2 separate regions of the Homo sapiens genome follow, and region 2 is linked to region 1. Evidence: chromatin loops called from intact Hi-C (ENCODE). Cell type or tissue: PC-9. All regions are shown on one strand. Region 1 overlaps PLEKHN1 (pleckstrin homology domain containing N1). Region 2 overlaps FAM41C (family with sequence similarity 41 member C).

What was found. Hi-C counts contacts between places; a loop is a spot of excess contacts. Peaks named below come from ENCODE experiments on the same cell type or tissue, not always from the same donor. Only the 100,000 strongest peaks of a DNase experiment are listed, where the experiment ranks them.
Region 2: it touches region 1 in a loop (15-fold over the local background); 8 of 110 quality-filtered maps call a loop at or near these places.

The regions. Positions count from the first base shown.
Region 1 is chr1:974,908-977,407 of GRCh38, forward strand. PLEKHN1 (pleckstrin homology domain containing N1) reads left to right here. Exons shown (of 16, transcript NM_032129.3): 16 at 1-958. It overlaps PERM1 (PPARGC1 and ESRR induced regulator, muscle 1), which reads right to left. Exons shown (of 4, transcript NM_001394713.1): 3 at 1,592-1,717; 4 at 291-1,362. The coding sequence ends at 1,265. Among named protein-coding and RNA genes, the nearest start is that of PERM1, 5.9 kb to the right of the region's middle. In PC-9, CTCF peaks have their summits at 1,296 (motif pointing left) and 1,496; DNase peaks (open chromatin) are centred at 1,294 and 1,644; H3K4me3 peaks cover 1,335 bases; H3K27ac peaks cover 1,119 bases.
Region 2 is chr1:868,790-871,289 of GRCh38, forward strand. All of the region lies in intron 2 of FAM41C (family with sequence similarity 41 member C), which reads right to left. Among named protein-coding and RNA genes, the nearest start is that of FAM41C, 6.8 kb to the right of the region's middle. RefSeq lists a silencer at 1,006-1,415. In PC-9, CTCF peaks have their summits at 1,141 (motif pointing right) and 1,341; no DNase peak of the experiment used is centred here.

The DNA of each region.
Region 1 (2,500 bases):
GCGTGAAGGTCGGAGGACAGAGAAAGGTCAGCAGGGTCAGAGTATGTGAGGTCAGAGGGCATGAGGGTCACAGGTCAGCAAGGTGTGAGGAGCACAAGCCAGGGTGCCCCGAGGAGGAGGGTGGGTGGGTCCTTGTGTGGCCTGGCGCGCACCACAGGGCAGCACGGGAGACGTTGACACCACCGGACGAGAAAGAAAAAAGAGAGAAGAGAGAGAGGAGAAGAGAGAAAAGAAGAGAAGAGAGAAGAGAAGAGAAGGAAAGAGAGAGAGAGAATAAGAAAAGGAAGAAAGAAAAAGAAAAGATAGAATTTTATTGGTGCTGCATCCATGTGTTCTCTGCTCAGCAGCCAGGGTCTCCCACAGTCTTGAGGACCCCCACCCAGCACCCAGCCAGGCAGCCCCCTTCCTCTGCCACCTCGGGCCCCTCACCGACCTTCCCACCTCATCTCTGACTCCTCTTGGCTGTGGGTCCCCAGCTGCCCCACAGGAGCCCCCGGGACAACCCCAGGAGCCCAGCCCTCCATCTGAGGCCACCGAATTCTCCCTCTGCACCTGCACCCAGGGCTCCCGGGGAGGGGCTCGCGGCTCTGCCACAGACCCCCACCCTGCAGGGGCTGCTGCACTGGGGAGGGGCAGGCAGAGCCTTCGCTGTCTCAGGCCAGAGCCCGCAGAGGCCTTGGCCACAGTCCTTTGAGGATCAAGAGTGATGGGCCTTGGAGCCCTTGCCAGCCCAGCCCACCTGTGAGGAGGCTGCCCATCCCCTCTTTGAGGCCACCCTGTGTCCTCTCCCCTGCCTCTGCCCAGAGCTCCAGCCGGAGTGTCTTGCTGCTCAGACCCCTCCGAGGTCCAAGTCCTGTCCTGCCACTCAGCTCCCCCTGCACCCCAGAAGAAACGCAGGGTGCGGTTGCATTTGATTTCAGATAAACAACAACTTCTTAGTAAAATGACCTCCCCACTATTGCCTGTCTGAAATTAACCGAATGCCCTGTGTTCTCATCTGTGAATCTGGCCACCCTCCTACCCAGCCACCTGCCTGCCCTCCACCCACCCAGACTTTAGCACCTCCCTCCCAGGCGTGGGGAGTGGCCGTGGTCACTGGCTGGATCCTCAGGTGAGTCGGAGGGAGCAGCACCAGGACACGCCCCCCTCCTGGACGCGGTAGAAGAGAGGGGTCAGAGGGCCCGGGCGAGGGCGGCACCTCGTCCTGCCCTGGGCGCCTGTGGTCGTCTCCTCATCCTGCATCTCCCTGGCCCGGGCCTGGCTCCTAGGAGCTGGGGCTGGGGCTGTGGCTGCGGCGCCCTTGCCCCACCTGCCGGCGGAAGTAGCGGATGGCAGAGATGGTGCCGACGTTGGCCAGCAAGGCTGCAAGAGAAGCACAGGCTCTTCTGAGGGCCAGCCTGGCTGTCGGCACCGTCTGCCCGCAAGACCCAGCCCTCAAAGGGCGGGCAAGGTCGGTGCGGCCAGGGCCGCAGCTCAGCCTGGGGGGAGCAGGTCAGGGGTGAGCCCCGGGGCCCCCGTGCACCCCTCGTCCTGCCAGCGCCCCTCGGTCTGGCTTCTAGGCGCAGCTCCCTCTGCCCCCAGGCACCCAAACCTGTTTTCCAGGCGTCTGGGGTATGCGGATCTGACGTCCTCACAGCCCAGGTGGCAAAAGCTACAAACACCAGGCACATGTCATTCTGGCTGAAGGCAAATGATGGGACAGGCCCCCGGAGCTCCCCTAGGACAGAAGCTCACCTTCAGCCCCACGGCTGCACTCAGAGATGGCCCCGCACACGCCCGCCCCGGGAACCGCCTGCCCCCACCCCCACCAACCCCGGGAACCGCCTCCCACTCCCCCCGCCAACCCCGGGAACCGCCTCCCACTCCCCCCGCCAACCCCGGGAACCGCCTCCCACTCCCCCCGCCAACCCCGGGAACCGCCTCCCACTCCCCCCGCCAACCCCGGGAACCGCCTCCCACTCCCCCCGCCAACCCCGGGAACCGCCTCCCACTCCCCCCGCCAACCCCGGGAACCGCCTCCCACTCCCCCCGCCAACCCCGGGAACCGCCTCCCACTCCCCCCGCAACCCCGGGAACCGCCTCCCACTCCCCCCGCAACCCCGGGAACCGCCTCCCGCTCCCCCCACCAACCCCGGGAACCGCCTCCCGCTCCCCCCACCAACCCCGGGAACCGCCTCCCGCTCCCCCCGCAACCCCGGGAACCGCCTCCCGCTCCCCCCACCAACCCCGGGAACCGCCTCCCGCTCCCCCCACCAACCCCGGGAACCGCCTCCCGCTCCCCCCACCAACCCCGGGAACCGCCTCCCGCTCCCCCCACCAACCCCGGGAACCGCCTCCCACCACCCCGCCAACCCCGGGAACCGCCTGCCCCCACCGACCAACCCCGGGAACCGCCTCCCACTCCCCCCGCAACCCCGGGAACCGCCTCCCGCTCCCCCCACCAACCCCGGGAACCGCCTCCCGCTCCCCCCACCAACCCCGGGAACCGCCTCCCGCTCCC
Region 2 (2,500 bases), 110 kb before region 1:
TCATGGATGTAAATGTTTGCTGCAAAATAAATACATGCTAGAAACAGAAGCATCTGGGTCACAGCTATATTAGAGCTGCCTGTGTTCCCCTGTCACTGAGATTAAAACAAAAATGTCCAATACAATCATTCACAGCATGGGAGAGGGGAAGATGAAGGATGGAAAGGCCAGGCATAAAAGGATTTCAGAATTTCGGTCCATAAGGAAGTGGCTTTGTGCATTGTCTGTTACTATGTGCAAGGTGAAGTTTGAAGAATGAAAACGTGCAGTAACAAAGGCTGCTTTGTCCATCTCACCTCCCCAGATACCAAGTTTCAGACATGTTGCATTTTAATTGAAAGGTTGATATAATTTTTTAAAAGAACACTTGTGGTGTTTGAAGTGACAAAGGCTGCTGTGACAAAAAAGCAGGGAAAGGGAATTTAAAAAAAAAAAAGCAAACAACAACAACAAAAACCCCACAGAAAAGCAAACAACAAACAAACAAAAAACAGAGGAAGAAGTCAAACACCCTGGGCTGTGGCTACTTCCAGGAAGGGGCTACAAGAGGCAGTTGGAAATTCTATTTGTTTTGCAACTGTGGGTTTTCCGGCCTGCTTCCTTTCTAAAGTATATTACTCTGCTTTTGGTTCATGAAGTTATCCATTTCTGTTTTCTGGAACAGCTATGTATTTATCTATCATCTATCTATCTACCTGCCTATCATCTATCTATCTATTTACTATCTATCTTTTCTACCTTTCGCCATCAAGAGCTTCAACACCTGGACACATTCCGCAAAGTTTCCTAAGAAAGCAAGAAAAATAATTAAAAAAAAAAATCCGGAGTCCGGGGGGCTAATGGGGCTTTACTGGGACTCTCTGGCTTAATCCTCCAAACAACCCTGCCATAGCAGCCCATCAGTCCTCTGAGACAGGTGAGGAAACTGAGGTCGCAGGAGGGCACCCAGAAGGTCCAGGCAGAGCCCCCAGGCCCCCACACCTCCCCCCGTGGCAGCTCCAACCCCAGCTTTTTCACTAGTAAGGCACTCGCGCTGCTGGGCCACGCCCACTCCCCCACGCGGGGAAGGAGCTTCGCGCTGCCGCCTGGCTGGGGACTGGGCACGCCCTCCCGCGGCTCCGGAGCCGGCTGCCACCAGGGGGCGCGCCCGCGGTGTCCGGGAGCCTGGCGGCGCCTGTGCAGCGGCCAGTGCACCTGCTCCTGCCCTCGCCTCGGTCTCTGCCAGGACCCCGACGCCCAGCCGGACCCTGCCCTCCAGCGGGGCCGCGGCTCCACGGCCCGCAACAGCAGCCCCACCCGGCATTCGGCGCGCTCCGCGGGGCAGAGGTCGCGGTGTCCTCAGGCTGTGGCGCCGGCCTACAACCCCCACGCCGGGCCCGGGCCCCGTGATTATATTTGGGCCCCGTGTGATTATATTTGACAGGTCTTAGTTGACGCGCTGTTCAGCGCTTTGAGTTCGGCTGAGTTTTGGGTTGGAGAATTTTCTTCCACAGGGGATTGTCTTGGATTTTTCTATTTCTCCCTCAGTATCCACCTGGAAAACATTTCAATTAATTTATATTCACTTAAACATTTCCGTGCAAAAACTGTGTACAAAAGCCCCAAAGTATAATTTGCGCAGTTGAGCACATGTTCTGTTGTCCAGCATTTATGGTGGTTTGTAGTGGAAAAGATTTTTAGAATATGTGGATTTTTGGGATATTCCCAGAAGCCCAGATGGCCACACTTTAACTTTGGAGGAATTAATTCTCAGAATATTGCACACAATCAATCGCCTTTGGAAGGAGCATATATTCCCAGCAAAAGCTCTGGTTTTTTGAAGTCTGTGTTGTGTGTTATTTCCAGGAGAATATGCAATGATGACAATGTTATTAACTGATTCGAATATGAAATGCTGTTATGCCAAACAATGAATCTTTGTGTTACACATTATGCCTAACTATAAATCTTCGTGTTATACATTTTAATGTCATTGGAGAGTACTCCTGTCTTCTTGGCATTATTGATAATTCGATTCTAATTGCTAATAAGTCAGAAAAATTAGGAACACCAAATTTCAGTCGTCTCAAAAGCACTCCTCTTATTAAATTTGGATTTTTACCTTTATCACATCAAAAGAAATATTGTTAGAAAGGTGTTTAATGTTTTCCAGATGGTTAGATTACTGTTATTAGTTCTGATTTCATTGTTAATTTTTAAAACCATAGAGTTGGAAGTATCAATATGCCTTTCAATATACCTTAGTGGAATTTATTAAATTTTCATGGATGTCCTTTAGGAGGTTCAGGAAGTTATTTCTATTGCTAGATTTCTGGAAGATTTATCAGGAATGAGTGTCAGACATTGTCAGACGTCCATTGAAATCATCATGGTCTTTTCCTTTATTCTATTAATATGGTGTATTACACTGATTTTTAGATTTGTATTGGTAGGATAATTCCACTTGGTTATATTGTCTAACTTTTTTCTAATTTTCTTTAATTTTTATTAGAGATGAGGC